Linked DNA regions of Homo sapiens: region 2 is linked to region 1. Evidence: chromatin loops called from intact Hi-C (ENCODE). Cell type or tissue: endothelial cell of umbilical vein. All regions are shown on one strand.

Region 1 (8,000 bases):
CACACATACACACACACACCCTCTTTTTTAGGAAGGTAGGTAGGTTTGATCCTTAGCACAGCTTTGCTAAGCAGGCTAAGTACTGTATTTCGGACTATAGTGCCTGCTGTGGGGAAGCAGTTGAAGTCACTAATACAGATTCCTGCCCCAAGTTTAACTGACTGCTTTCTGTAACCTGTTTCCTAGGAATGAGATCAGCTTGATGTGGAGGAGGTTCAGGGGCCTCAGAGATAAAATTTGGCTTCTGGTTTTGCAGGAATCTACCTATCCTAGCACCAGTTGGCTAGGGTGGGACAGGGTCAGGGTTTGCGATCTGGCAGGTAGGTTTCCCTGGAGAATAAAGAATGTGCCTCCATCACCTACCAATGATGTGTTCTGGGAAGAAGCTGGCTGGTAGCCCTTCTGTACCTTGTCAGATTCTAACAGGGCTCCCCACTCCCTGGGGTAAACTCAGTTCTCCAACTCTGGCCAAGCATTGCCCTGGTTGGGGCCCTGCAGTGGAGCAGACATTGAGATTACTGGCAAATCAAACTTTGGGTGATCTTGCCCTAGGGAACCAGCCTGTGCTTAACCCCTGCTGAGAAGTGGGATAATGCAGCCAAACATGATCCTCAGCCCACGTGGGTTGTGCTCAAGTGCTGAAGGCAAATCCTGGGCAGAGAGGCTAGAGAGCCAAGGGGCCTGTGAGTGAAGAGGAGATAGGCCCCTGTGGATGCTCAGCCATGGAGGTAGCCATTGGACAACTCACCAGCGCTGCTTCCTGGGCAGCTGCCTGGGTTTCCCTTGCCATGCTGATTCTTTTTTGAGTGCATCTTCTAGGACCTTCTGTCTTGGAAGGAGAGCCCCTTACTGCTCTCTTTCATGTATTGACTCAAAGTTTCTGCTGGAAGGAGCTTCAGAGATCATCTGGTCCTACCTCTGCATTTTTCAGATGAAGGGACAGGTCCAGGGAGGGAATGACCCTGGACCAGGGTCACTCCAGGTCAGGAGCACACCATGGTCAGGGCCCAGGGCTTCTGCTTCACAGGCTAGGTATCTGTCTTCTGCTCACACTGCCTTGGAGGGTATAGTTATTCATTCAGCACCTGTTCAGGACTGCCGGCTAGTGGACTGCTGGTTGGCAATTAGACCCGGTCACACATTCAGGGAGCTTGCTGGTGGAGGGAGAGGCAAGGAAACTGATGTGTTAATTGAGTCTGTGATCACCAAAAAGGTGCATCCCAGGGAAGGACTGATCTCAAATAATTTCAGACAGGTGTCATTCCTGTCTTCTCAAACTCAACCTACAGATTCCCCAGAGGCAGCTACTGTGTTTTCCACAATTCCTTTGCATGGTGTTCTTTGTAATCGGTCCTCAGTGATGGTTGCTGATGAAGCACGTTCTGCTGGCCCAACCCGCCACGTGTAGGTTTTGGTGTCCATCAGCCATATTATCATGAGTGCACACTTCTAGCAACGTCTGAGAGCCAGAGGAAGAAGCAAACCAGCTAATCTCCTGGGGTGGCCTGCATCCCCTTTATGCTGGTTTCTTCCTGGGCTTTGATTTGTACGGTGGTGCCCATCTTGATTAACAGGGACAGGGACAGAGAGGCAAATCTCTTGGCTCCCTGGAGCACCCAAACCTCCCTGTTGCCCAGGGTTCCACCTCATGAGCATCTTTGGAACCCATCCCTTCCTGCCGCTTCCTTTCACCAGTCAGCCCAGTCCACCGCAGCAGCTCCTCTCGCCCTCCAGTCTCTCCACTAACAGGGTCCCTTTGACACTGTCACCAGGTGCCAGCACCGTCTTTCTAAAACCAAAACTCCTCACCCTGGCCCTCGCTGCCCACGGCATTCTGGCCTCACCCTGACTTTCAGTCTCACTTTCTGCCCCTCTACCACCCCCCATCACAGTCCGGCCTCACTAGTAAGCCACTCCCTGTTCCCCAACCTGCCACCCTCCTCAGGACCTTCACCTTGGCAAGATTGTTCCTTCCTTTGAAGTGATTTCTTCCTGTCTCTGAAAAACTAACTCATCCTTCAGGACTCAACCCCAATGTCATTTTTTCTGGGATGCAATCTCTGACTTCTAGAGATGGTCACCCTGAGCAGCCACGCACCTGGTACAGCCCTTCCCCACAGCACTGCATCATTCCCTTGTGACTGGCCCATGTGTGGGGAAGGTGTCTCACTTTCTTATCAAACTGTGTGCTCCCTGAAGCCAGGACTGCTGATCCCTTCCGCTGCCTCAGCCTCTGGCCTGGGGCCTAATACGTGGTGCTCCATACATTCTGGTCGACTGTATGAATGAAGGGGGTGGCCCTTGTTCTCCTTTTAGATCCTAAATCCCGACAGCTTTATAGAGCCCAGGCCTGGCAGGCTCCCAGAACTTGAAGCCACCAGACCCCACATGGAACCAAAGGCCTCCTGTCCAGCTGCTGCACCCTTGATGGAGAGAAAATTCCATGTTCTTGTGGGTGTCACGGGGAGTGTCGCAGCCCTGAAGTTGCCTCTTCTGGTGTCAAAGCTTTTGGACATTCCTGGGGTGAGTATCCTCACCAGATAAGCATGGCAGCCTCCGGCATGGGAGGCCGGTGCTCCCGGGGATGGCCCATTGCTCTGCAGTACATGCAATTTTCTTTTTCTTTATCATGTTAATCATGCTTGTGGAGGTCCTGTGTGTGTGGTGCTCTGTGGAGGATTCAGGAGACAGAGACCAGTGCCCAGTGTAACCAGGGGCTAGATTAGATAGTACAGACAGGGCATGAGGGGAGACTGGGAAAGGACCCAGTGAACGGAGGGTTTGGGCTCCCATACATTAACCCTGAGAATCCGTGAAGTCCTGTGTGGGAGGAGGGCTGGCTGGAGAAGTGCAGCAAGTTCTCAGTATCCCCTCCTGCCTTGGGCTTCCCCATCCCTGCTTTCATTCCGCCTTGAACACTGCGGCTGTGTTCTCCCTCCTCGTGAGACCTCATGGTTGTCTTGTCAGTCAAATGCTCTGAAACCCCATTGTCTGAAGCTCTAGGTTCAAACTTTGCTCCTTCAGGTGTTCAGAGCTGCCCCAGGGGCCCCCGACTGTGTGCTGGGGTGAGGGACTCTAGCCCCCGTCCTTGGCCAGACCCTCAACTTGGATCTATTTTCTATATTGGGGTTCTGGTGCAGAAGTTCAAGGCTTTAAACAGCGTGAAATCTAACAGGGAGTGGCCCCACTTCCTAGTTCCACCTCCAGGGCCCTTAGTTGGTCTGTCTTATCCCCCTTGGTCTTTGCGTGGCTGGGCCCTGCTAGGCTGGCTGCCCTCTCTGCTCCTCTCTCGCCTTTTCACATTCTGTGCAAAGCCTTCCCTGTCTGCCCCAGCCCAGCCCCTGTGGTTTTGGCCCCTTCTTTTAAACTTATTTGACATAGAACTATAGGTTGCCTTAGACACTGCTGGTGTTACTGGCCCCTAGTTTTTGGTGGGGTCTTGTGAAGTTGCTGGGCCCCAGGCCTGGCTTTTCCCTCTTGTTATCAGCTGAGCACCCAAGGTGCAGTGGCCGTATCTGGCATGTCCAGCAGGGGGCGGTGCTTACTCACAGATGACCACGTGGTCACATCAGCTGGGGCTGGGCTGGGAAGTGTTTCACTTTTTTACTTTCCACCAACTTCCACCCAGAAAGTCACCCCATCACCCCACCCCCAGGGCTGGGATAAGCCATGAAGCTGCCAGCCAGGGATGACAGCCAGGCCAGAGTGGGGGAGGGAGGAGAGTCTCGTGGCACTCTGACACTGGGTGCTGCACTTTTAGGGCAGTGCTGCTTAGGCCCAGCCACCCGCTGTGTACCCAGAAGCATTGGTAGGAGCTGCCCAGCTAGAGCCGTGAGGGTGGGAGGCCTCTGCCACCACCCCCTGGGGAGGGAGGGAGCCATGCAGTTCCCTTTTCCCATAGCCCCAGGGCAAGTGAGTTTCCGGACTAGGGGTGGATAGGGGCGGGGAGTCCTATCCCAGGAAACAGATGGGCAGCCTCAGAGCGGAGGGAAATGGCAACCCTACCGCTTCCTCCCATCCCACGCAGCCAGCGTTTGGTGGGAGGGGGGTTGTGAGGAAAGGGTTGCCTGGAGCAGGGAGGTGCTCCAGCCCACCCCAGGGCCTTTTAGCCTGGGCCCCATGGGATGGCAGGCCATGTCTGGAACAGGACTTGGCTTCCCCTCTCTGGTTGGAGTTGATGCCAAAAGTGAGGCAGCCAGAGGGCACTGAACTGGGAGGGAGGGCTCCCCGACTCAGCCTCTTGGAGCTTGCCTTTCCCATTTGAAAATAGGGCTGATTCCTGCTGCCCATCCCCCAGACTCTTGTCAGGCTCCCTGAGATGTTGGCTGGGGTGGGAGGGGTCACAGATGAAAATGGTCCTGTGCCAGTGACTCAGCACAGAGCCTGGCATGTTGAAGCACTCGGTTGTGTGTGTTTCCTGGCCATCACCCTGTCCTTTCCCCTTGTTCATGTCCTTTGGGCCAGCCACATGGTGTGGGGCAACCCCACTGGGAAGAGCCATGGAAGCCACAGTTCACCTGCTCTTGTGGAGGGCCCATGCCTTTCATCTGCAGGGAGACAGCTCTCCAAGCCTGGCCTTGCTTATTAGGGCCCTCGTGAGGTGTTGGGATCCAAAGGTAATCCCTGGATTGCCTTGTGTTGGCCCCAGTGGTGGCGTCTATCCCTGCACACTCCCCTTCACTCCCTGATGGCCCTGATCTCCACATTGCCTCCTGCTGGATCTCCTGCAGGAGCATCATTGTCCCTTGGAGCAGTCACTTTCAGCTCTTCACCTGCTGAGTCGTGGGTTCAGGTGCTCAAGGCTTTCCGGAACTTCCTTAGGTACATCCAGATTTTGTCTAGCACATGAACAGCTGGGGTGTGGGCTGCAGGGAGCTGGGGGATTCTACAGATCTGGCCCATCACTGTTCCTGATTGACCAGTATGTCCAGACATCCCGGGAAAGCCGCTAATGTCAAGGTAGCCAAATCAGGGAGACTGTGAGGGGTGGTGGAGAGACATGGATTAGCCACAAGCCACACACACCAGCAGTCAGGGAGAGTAGTCACTAGCAGAGATGACCTTGAGTATGTTGGGGCAGGTGGGCAACCGTGTCACAAGAGAGGCAGCTGAGCACATTTCTGACGCTGGGACCCTGGGCAAGTCCGTTCTTTTTGGCCATAATTTTCTTATCCACACAGTGAAGGAGGGGCAGGTTCTCAAATGATCCATCTCCAGGGCCTCTTCTGGCACTGGTGTTAGAAGATTCTAGATGTGAGGGCAAAAAGGACTAGGACCCAAAGGCAGCCTGAGAGAAGGTCCTGGGGCTCAGGAGCTTCAGGATGCCGGGGGTTTTGTAGTTCCGTAGTTGTCATGTAATTGAGTGGCAGTAAAATCCGGGTTGTCAGCTCAGGCAGTTTCTTCCCTGGGGTTGGCAGCCTGGCCCATGCAGGGGAGCAAAAATGGCTTTCCTCCATCTTGCTAGGCTGCTTGGCTGGGCTATGAGTTCAACTGACTTATAAACAAAATTAACAGGGCCGGGCGCGGTGGCTCACTTTGGGAGGCTGAGGCGGGCGGATCACTTGAGGCCAGTTCGAGACCACCCTAGCCAACATGGTAAAACCCCAGCTCTACTAAAAATACAAAAATTACCCGGTTGTGGTGGGCGCCTATAATCCCAGTTACTCAGGAGGCGGAGGCAGGAGAATCGCTTGAACCCAGAAGGCAGAGGTTGCAGTGAGCTGAGATCATGCCACTGCACTCCAGTCTGGGTAACAGAGCAAGACTCCATCTCAAAACAATAACAACAAAAAACAAGATCAACAGGAGAAAACCATATTTAGTTACATATCTGCACATGGGTGTACCACAAAATATGAGATTCCCAGAAGGGTGAGATGGCTGAAGCCTGTATAGCAGCCTGAGCTACAGAAGGAAATAGGGGCTTGGGGCTTCTGGGGGTGGTGGCGACACAAGTTATGGGAGGGTGAGGGGAGGAATTATACGGTCTTGTTAGGCAGATAAAAACCTCTCAGATAATAAAAGATGCCTCAGCAGATTGTCAATAAGTCAGTCTTCCTTTCTCAGGGAGGGGGACTCAGGACAAGGGGAATCCCTCTTTAGGCAGATAAGAGAAGTTCAGAGAAAGTTCCTCCCTGCATTTGTTTTTCCCCCAGTGCCTTCAGGTTTGAAATAATCAGCATACCAAAGCCGCATATTATGGGGTGGCATTTCCTGAACTCCTTCATCCACACCCTTCAAACTTGGGAGGAGAAGACAGACATCGCCCTAGCTTTTGCCAGGGCAGGTGTCAGCAGAATTCAGAGCCAAAAGGGGATTTCTAAAGATAGAGAAAACCCCCAACTCAAGGAGTCAGCAGGCCTCGGGCTCAGAGAAGGATACATTTCTAGGGTGTCTGTCAGGACATCCAGGTCTGTCGAGGGTGAGGAAAAGAAGGCTCTGCTCATATGCAGTGTGGAGTAAATTCTGACTTTCTGGAGGACCACTTGACAATATTGAGAGAAATTAAAACATCTTCATAGTCCTTGATTTACCCACAGGATTAAACTCTGTGGGGTGTATTTACAAAGTGAAAGGATGTCCATTATAGCATTATTTATAATTTCAAAGCAAAACTGGAAGCAAACAAAATATCCAGCAGTAGAGAGCTGTGGTGCCCTTATGATTTATGGGACAATCTCTCAGTGGATTACTTGGCAATGATTCAGAAAAATGGGGTGGCTCTCTCTGTGCTGAAGGGAGCAATCATCAAGATGGAAGCGGAATAAGCAGGGTGTAGGAGCTAGCAAACTGGACCCCCCCCCCCAAGGCCAAATTCGGCTCTGCCTGTTTTTGTATAGCCTACAGCTAAGAATGATTTTTACATTTTAATTTTTATTATTTATTTTTGAGACAGGGTCTTGTTCTGTTGCTCAGGCTGGAGTGCAGTGGTGTGATCACTGCTCACTGTAGCCTTGACCTCCCAGGCTCAAGCAGTCCTCCCACCTCAGCCTCCCAAATAGTTGGGACTGCAGGCGTGCCATCACACTCTGCTAATTTTTTTGCATTCTTTTTGTAGATACAGGATTTTGCTATGTTGCCCAGGCTGGTCTCAAACTCCTGGGCTCAAGTGATCTGTCTGCCTCCACCTCCCAAAGTGCTGGGATTACAAGCATGTGCCACTGTGCCTGGCCTGATTTTTACATTTTTAAATGATTAAGTCAAAAGAAAAATAGTATTTTATGACTCGGAAAAAAAGTGATATGAAATTCAGATTTCATGTCCAAGACAATTTATTGGAACACAGCCATACCCATTCATTTACGTATTGCCTATGGCTGCATTCGTGCTACTACAGAGTTAAATCATTACGACAAAGCCTAAAATATCATCTGGCCCTTTATAGAGAAGGTTTGCCGACCCCTGGTATGCAGCCTGATTCCTTCTGTGTGTTCTTATACTGAGTTACTGCACACAGTTTTTTCCTCTGGAGGTGGTTACCCTTGTGAAGGGGGACCAGTGGAGGAAGGGAAACTTGCATTTTTCATTTTTGTATCATTCTGTTCAGTTTTAATTTGTAACCTATGTGTATATTTGTGTGTGTGTGTTTTTTTGTTTGTTTGTTTGTTTTAAGTCAGTGGGGCTTTTGGTGGGAATATTGGGGAACATTCTTGATAAGTTTGTGCTTTTTTTTTTTAAAGTGCTCACTGAGGAAAGAGCAGAAGACATAAGGCCTGGTTTGAGGATTTCTCTTTTTTTCTGGGTGGGGGCCACCTGCCCGCTCTGTGTCCTGATGTGGAAACTCTGAGACCTTTATTTGTGCCTCTGCCTGCTTGGCTGGCCCCTTCCTCCTCTGGCCTGCAGCCCTGTCACCTGCTCCTCTAGGGACAGAGCTCTGTCGGCCTCTGGGCAGAGGGTCCCGCACCCCAGGGTCCTTCCCTGATTGCCCAGAACAACGTTCCTGTGCAGAGCCTCCCTAGACCACCTCCCTGGTTTCCTTCTTGAGAATTTTCTGAAGTTGG
Region 2 (8,000 bases), 280 kb after region 1:
GTGTGTCCTTGAGAATGATCCATGTGCTGAGGAAAAAAATGTGTATTCTGTAGCCCAAGGGAGAAGACACCTGCCCCCACTCTGCTGCAACACACAGCGCTCTGCTCAGGGATGGGGCAGTGGTGTGCTGTTGTTACACAAGGGGCTCTCTGTCGGGGAGGGAACAGAAGTCTGTTCTGTAGTGTTTGCCATTTTCGGTGGTGCAAATATTCCATGGCTGATTTCAAACTGCCACCGTCTTCTCAGCCTGGGCTTGTTTGTACCCACCCTTGGGAAGGCTTTCCAGGTATTTGAAAGGATGTGGGTGTTGTGATCTCAACTGTATCTTTATTAGGGGACACTCCAAGCCAAGTTACGCTAAAGTTCTTGCAGACTCAGAGGAACTGCCCTGATGGTCTTGGATAAGATCTAGAAGAATCATCTGGGCTACCAGGCATTAGAGACTCTTATTCTGTACCTGTAATTTTTCTCCAAAAAAACAGTCTGTCTATCTGTCTGTCTGTCTCTCTCTCTCTCTCTTCCTACCTCCCTCCCTCCCTTTCTCTCTCTGCTGGGTCACTTGGAGCTGGGGTGGACTGATACAACATCCCTATGGCTACCACCACTGGGACTGCACGGGGTCAGACCTAAAGCTTGAGTAAGCTCAAGGCCCACTGTCAACACTACCCGGCTATTGCCTATGCTAAGATTCAGATTATTCACAAAATGCTCCCAAGTGAAGAAAATACTTTAACCACATGAAGTATCATGCTACACAATATGGTGTGGTGGGGAAGGGTGCAGGCTCTAAAACCAGAAAACACGGGTTCAAGTCCTGGCCCTACCACCTTAGCAAGGTTACATGGTCTCTCTGTGCCTCCATTTCCTCATCTAAAATGTGGGGATGACAATAATAGTGTCTATTTCACAGAGTTGTTTTGAGGAAAATAATATATGTAAAGCACTGTGAACAGCAGTTAGTGCTATGTAAGTGTTTGCTCTAGTTATTTTAACATTTCAGATGATAAATATCTACCCTGTTATTCAGATGACAAGCGTCCCTAAGCTGATAACATGATGAAGAACTTTTGGGTTTCTTAATTACCATCAGTTTTGTGAGGGAAAAAATACCACATGAAGAAGAGCAACTGAAGCAGGCGTGAGGAGGAAACTTGGCTTAAGATTGGGGGGCTTGGGGTTATTAGGCTTTCATCTTCTCAAATGTCCTAAGCTCCACTGATAAGAAGACGCTTAGTATCAATCCAGCTAAAAAGGAACAATAGACCCCACAAGACACTGAGTTAGAGACAAAAATAGCAGGGTAATAAATGAAATATGGAAAACTACACAACCAGAAAAATAAACAGCTACCAGTACCCAAAACGTGGTTAAATCTCACAGGATTATATTGAATGAAAGAAGCCAGCCACAAACGTGCACATACTGAATGATCCCATTTATATGAAGTTCCAGAACAGGCGAAACTAATTCATGGTGACAGAGGTCAGGATCCTGGTTAACTTTGAGGGGACAGCAACTGAGAAAGGGCAAGAGGGAGCCCTCTGTGTTGATGGGAACATTCTGTATCTTGAGCTGAGTGGTGGTTACATGAAAGTGCACATATGTAAATACTATGGAGTTGGCCAGGTGCAGTGGCTCACACCTGTAATCCCAGCAGTTGGGGAGGCTGAGGCAGGCAGATTACTTGAGGTCAGGAGTTCAAGAATAGCCTGGCCAACATGGTGAAACGCTATCTCTACTACAATACAAAAATTACCCAGACGTGGTGGTAGGTGCCTGTAATGCCAGCTACTCAGGAGGCTGAGGCAGGAGAATTGCTTGAATGCAAGAGGCGGAGTTTTCACTGAGCCAAGATCGAGTCACTGCACTCCAGTCTGGGCAACAGAGAGAGACTCCATCTCAAAAACAAAAAAAATATGGAGTTGTAACTTAAGGTATATGCACTTCACTGTATGTAAGATACTGTCTTAGTCCATTTGTGCTGCTATAACAAAATATATGAGACTGGGTAATAGGTAAAGAATAAAAATTTATTTCTCACAGTTCTGGTAGCTGGGAAGTCCAAGATCAAGGTGCCAGCAGGTTTGTAGTCTAGCGAGGGCTGCTCTCTGCTTCTAAGATGGCACCTTGAACACTATGTCCTAACATAATGGAAAAGACAGAAAAACAAAAGAAGAAAACCGAGCTAGGTAGCTCCCTCAAGCCCTTTCATAAGGTCACTAATCCCATTCACGAGGGGGCTCCTCCCTTACAGCTTAGTCATCTCCTAAACACTTCACCTCTTAATGCTATCACATTGGGGTTTAAGTTCCAATATGAATTTTAAAGGAGACACAATCATTCCAACCATAGCAAATATACTCTACTAAAAAGAAAAAAAGGAAAATCTTGTCTCTAAACATAATATTTTAAGAGTTTACATATTTACAGCTCAATTTTCTGCTTGCTTACATACATATTTGTGACCATGAGTGTCATTATTAGCCGAGAAAAGTTTCAGTAAATTAAATTTTTTTCTCACATTATCTATTAATACCTTATTCAGATAAAACCAAATTTCTAACCTAGATTTTAGGTTGAGACAGAAACCCATAGTCGTTTGTTGCAATGTGAGAATGACAGAGAGAGAGATTAACTAGCAGGATCCAACTATAAAAATAAATTTAAGGGAACAGTTCTCTACTAATGACTCCCCCAGCAAATCATTACTTGGATAGCAATGAATCAACTAAAAATGGAAGTGAGAACAGTTCGAGTCCTTTTTGCAATGGATGGATGTTTATGAGACTATTAAGTGAAGAGGTTCACAAACAAGGGGATAAATGGCATGGTAATTTGGAGTTGAATGGAGTAATCTTGGAAATATAAAAATCGTGCTTAATGGGACTTGTCTACTTGCAATTCAATAAGCCAACATACGTAAATTCAAACAGACGATGGACATGAACACTCAGAACAAAATTACAGAAGCAGGGCTGGGTGCAGTGGCTCACGCCTGTAATCCCAGCACTTTGGGAGGCTGAGGCGGTTGGAGAGGTCAGGAGCTTCTGACGAGCCTGGCCAAAGTGGTGAAATCCCGTCTCTGCTAAAAATACAAAAATTAGCCAGGCGTGGTGGCGGGCACCTGTAGTCCCAGCTACTCGGGAGGCTGAGGCAGGAGAATTGCTTGAACCCAGGAGGCGGAAGTTGCAGTGAGCTGAGATTGCACCACTGCACTCTAGCCTGGGCGGCCAAGGTAAGACTCCGTCTTAAAAAAAAAAAAAAGAAAAAAGAAAAAAAAATTAGCCAGGCGAGGTGATGGGCGCCTATAGTACCAGCTACTTGGGAGGCTGAGGAAGGAGGATCACTCGAACCCAGAAGGTGGAGGTTGCAGTGAGCAGAGATTGCGCCACTGCACTGCAGCCTGGGTGACAGAGCAAGACTCCGTCTCAAAAAAAAAAAAAAATTTTACAGGAATAAATTTAGCAAAGAGGCACCAAAGTTAAGGTAAGGCCCACTGTTCCACCTCTGACGTCTTTAATTCTTGAGTCATGGGGATGGCAAGCCAGGAACAGAGTCTTCTGACTGGAAGCTAAAACCAGCCTTTGAGGTGGGTGCAGAGAGACTGTTCAGACTAAAGATGAGAAAATGTTCAGACTAAACATGGTCGAAAATATCCCGAAGGCAAGGGCATTTTCAAAGACAGTGGTGCTTCGAGAAAGAGAATGCTGTGTGTTTAAAAACAAAAGAATGGAAACAAGGAAGAAAAATTGACCGGAGCGTAGGGTGACCATATGCTCTGGTTTGCAAGGTACAGCTAAGGTTATGTCTGCTGTCCTGGTGCAATTATTATAGTGCCCCTTTCACTCTGAAGTGTCTGGATTTGGATGATAAAGCATATGGTCACCCTACCAAAGACAGGAAGTTAGCCAGAAGACCCATGTGTCCATTTTAGGCAGTATGGACTGATCCACAGCCAGGCTCGTGCCACTTCCCAGCTGAGCGGTGTGCACCACCTCTGCCTCGCCCTATTCCGCCCTGCCCGGGTTTCCAGGAAGGCTGGAGCTGAACCCTCGGCTCCCGCGCTGCTCTGGTGCTACCTGCAGGTTGTGTGGGGGAACTGCTTCTCCCCACCCCGAACCTGGACAGCCTTGGACTTGGCAAAAAGACTGTCAGGTGCTGTTCCCCACATCTCTTGTCTTTCCGCTAACACTTTAGGATAGTGAGGAAGCAAAAGAGCTTGAGCTTACTAAGCTCCTACTGCGTACTGGGCACAGAGTGGGCACTTTTCTCTCCAGCCTCGCAATTGATGGGAAATAGGTGATTGTACAACTAGGATACAGGATCAGAGTGGGCTAGCGACGTGCTCACAGTCTCTCAGCTGAAACTGGAACCCAGGGGTCTTTGACTCTAAAGCTAGTGCTCTTTTTGGGTCTCCAGCTTGAGCAATAGTTGCAAAATGCAAAGAGCACCATGAAAATCTAATATTGATCCACATAAGACCGTATTGCAAACAGAAACATGCAGTGTCTTCGTGGGAGTGATGGCGAGGTGGGGAGATTATCTCAGTTCTATGTAACCTGGGAACTCTCCAAGGAAAATGAATGAAGCATGACCGAGTGCAATTTGTCTGATAAAATCTGTCAGAACGTGGGGCCTTGTGGGTCCTGAGTGAAGGCAAGAACCCATGGTGCTGGACATTTGCTAAGGTGTTCTTTATGAAATCACTCAGGGCCTCAGTGCCTCCACCTTCTCCATGACCCCAGGCAGTTTCCCCGTCTGTCTTCATCCTACTGCCTGGCACACTATCCATCAAACTGCTTTTGGGGTTATGTCTCAATAAAACAAAAATCATGGTGGGAGTCATTTACACCCTAGTGAGAGTCATCTAAGATTCCCTTATCTTCTCAGACCTTTTAGCTGAAGTTGGTTATGAGAGAGGATGGGGAGGGGGAAAAGGGTCGGGGCAAGCACTTGGAGCTTGCACTGTTTCTTGCCAACGCCCTGGCACAGTGTGAATATGTCCATCTAAATGGAGAGCTCTATGCATGTTCCTCTCTATTCCCTTTGTCACCAATACCAATTCCCAAGGCAGAGCCCCGGGTGGGCTGGCCTGAAGGACCTGGAGGTAATAGGAAACACTTGGCTTTGGGTTTCAGGTCAAGCTCTGCCAGTGACTTGCTGTGTAACATCAGACAAGTCAGTTCACCTCTCTGCACTTCAGCGACCTCATCTGTAAAAGGCTGGTTTGGACTAGATCATTAATTTTCTTAAGTTTTGCAGTTGTTTTTTATTTTAACAGTATATTCAATTCCTCCCCTATCTTTATTAAAGTATAATTGACAAATAAAAATTGTGTATATTGACAGTGTTCAATGTGATACATGCATACATTGTGAAATGATTAAAATGAGTTAATTAACACTTTAATCACCTCACATACTTTTTTTTGTGGTAAGAACATTTAAGATGTATTTACTTAGAAATAGTGTTTACTAGAGGTGAGGAAGGGTAAGGGGGAGAAAGTACCCAAAGGTTGGCTAACAGGTTAACAGATACAAGAGTACATGGCTGAGTGCAGTGGCTCATGCCTGTAATCCTAGCACTTTGGGAGGCTCACTTGAGCCCAGGAGTTTGAGACCAGGCTGGACAACATAGGAGATCCAATCTCTACAAAAAAATTAGAAATTAGCCAGGCATGTTGGTGCATGCCTGTGGTCCCAGCTACTCTGGAGACTGAGGTAGGAGGATCACTTGGGCCCAAGAGGTCAAGGCTGCAGTGAGTTGTGATTGCACCACTTCATTCCAGCCTAGGGAGCAGAGTGACACCCTGTCTGGGGAAGAAAAACAAAACAAAACAAAAACAAAGAGTACAGCCAGATGGGAGGAATAGTTCTAGTGTCTTTAGCACTATAGGGTAACTATAATTCATGACACTTTATTATATATTTTTAAATAGCCAGAAGAGTGGATTTTGAATGCCCCCAGAACAAAGAAATGATAAATGTTTGAGGTGGTGGAGATGCTAATTACGACTTGATCATTACACATTGTATATATGTATAAAAATATTATACTGTATCCCATAAGTATACACAATTATGTTTTGCTTAAAAATAATAAAAGCAGGCCGGGCATGGTGGCTCACGCCTCTAATCCCATCACTTTGGGAGGCCAAGGCAGGAAATCGAGACCATCCTGGCTAACATGGTGAAACCCCATCTGTACTAAAAATGCAAAACATTAGCCGGGCGTGGTGGCGCGTGCCTGTAGTCCCAGCTACTCGGGAGGCTGAGGCAGGAGAATCACTTGAGCCTGGGAGGCAGAGGTTACAGTGAGCTGAGATTGTGCCACTGCACTCCAGCCTGGGTGAGAGAGCAAGACTCTGTCTCAAATAATAATAATAATAATAATAATAAAAGCAAAAAATCTACTCTTAGTAATTTTCAAGTATACATTATTAACTATAGTCATCATGCTGTACAACAGATCTCCAGAACTTACAACATTATATTTAATTCTGATCAAACTACTAGTTACACAGAAGTAACAACAAAATGATATCTGTTGCAAGAAATCCTCAGTAAAACAAGAAAAGAAGAAAAAAAGAACAAAATGGTAGTGAAAGGCTTATATCAAAAAGCATTTCCTCTGCCCTTTCCTTTCTTGCCTTTGAGTCCTAATTCCTATAGGTCATCACTTTAAACTCATTTTGCGACTTCCCCTGGTATGTTATCGTCATATTTCTAAAGAATGTTTATGTTGCTATTTCTTGATTTGTTTTCTTCAGTATCTGTCAGTTCCTGGCATAGCTCAGTATAGGGCTTACCTTCCTATGAGGTCTTAATTTCCTTGCCTCCATTTCACTAATTTGACTGGATCACAATCGCATGAAATCAAAAGCATTTACATTCTTGTAGCCATCTAAATATTGACCCTAACCCAAGTCCCGCACTGAAATTGTTTCATCTCTTTCCTTTCTTCCCCTGGAGTTAATAATTGCTTCAGATTATTATCCCTCATTTGCTTTTTTTTTAACCAATTACCTACCTATTTTTTCAGATGCTCCAACCAATCTATCAAATGCCTAGTGATAATTATCCAAAAACTAAGATACACTGGATACTCTATCAGCCCCATTATTTTCCTGGAGGCTTCCCTCTCTCCCTTGCCCTCCATCCTTCTGCTCCAAACTGGACTCGACTCTCAGCCCATGGCACGGCTGGCATTCTGACATGTCTCTGCACCATCGTGTGAATTTTCTTGCTGCCTCTTCTGTGTGCACCTCCTGTTCCCTGATTTACTCTCTCATTGTGTTGCAGTACATCTTCCAGTGTCTTCCCGAGAAAGAGTGAATGGAAGCCAAACTTTCTGACCCTCACACATTTTAGAATGTCATTGTTCTACCCCAACTCCTGATTACTAGTTTGGCTGGATGTAATGCTCTAATTTAAGTGTAACTTCTCCTCACATTGGGAAACATTGCTCTATTATTTTCTAGTTCCCAGTGTTGTTGGGAAGAAGTCCGTGTCATGCAGAGTCTCGGCTCTTAACTTATGACCTGTCTTTTCTCTCTGGAAGATTTTAGGATTTTCTCTCTATCCTTAGTTTTCTGGAATTTCCTAATGATGTGCCTTGCTGTAGGTCTTTCTTCATTCACCGTGCTAGTCACCTGATAGACTCTTTTGAACTAGAAAATTATGTCCTTCTATTGCGGGAAGCCACCAGCAGGTTCATGTGAGCTGGGTAATCACATTCTTTTCTTCCAAGGACGGAGGTATCAAGGCCCTGGGAACCTTATAAGTGGATGGGGAGAAAGGGGGCCTGAGGTGAATCCAACAAAGCTGCAGCACCCACTGAGCTCATGTCCCAGGGCTAGGCTCTGCCTGAGGACAGGAGACATGGGTGAGACCCACTTCCTGCCCAGTCGCATGGTGGGGCTCAGGACACACATGGTCCAGGAGGCCCCCAGCCCCAGCTACATTGACATGCACCTACCTGTATGCAGCGATCAGTGAGCC

The links. Hi-C counts contacts between places; a loop is a spot of excess contacts. Peaks named below come from ENCODE experiments on the same cell type or tissue, not always from the same donor. Only the 100,000 strongest peaks of a DNase experiment are listed, where the experiment ranks them.
Region 2: a loop joins it to region 1, with 4 times the contacts of the local background. A loop is called at or near these places in 38 of 110 quality-filtered maps.

Annotation. Positions count from the first base shown.
Region 1 is chr15:75,025,931-75,033,930 of GRCh38, forward strand. PPCDC (phosphopantothenoylcysteine decarboxylase) reads left to right here. Exons shown (of 6, transcript NM_021823.5): 2 at 2,317-2,523. The coding sequence starts at 2,389. Among named protein-coding and RNA genes, the nearest start is that of PPCDC, 6.3 kb to the left of the region's middle. RefSeq lists enhancers at 3,248-3,437, 5,494-5,994 and a silencer at 7,949-8,000. In endothelial cell of umbilical vein, a CTCF peak has its summit at 3,524 (motif pointing right); DNase peaks (open chromatin) are centred at 3,611, 3,931 and 6,231; H3K27ac peaks cover 3,283 bases.
Region 2 is chr15:75,304,166-75,312,165 of GRCh38, forward strand. No RefSeq gene overlaps it. Among named protein-coding and RNA genes, the nearest start is that of GOLGA6D, 25 kb to the left of the region's middle. In endothelial cell of umbilical vein, a CTCF peak has its summit at 4,104; no DNase peak of the experiment used is centred here; H3K27me3 peaks cover 3,025 bases.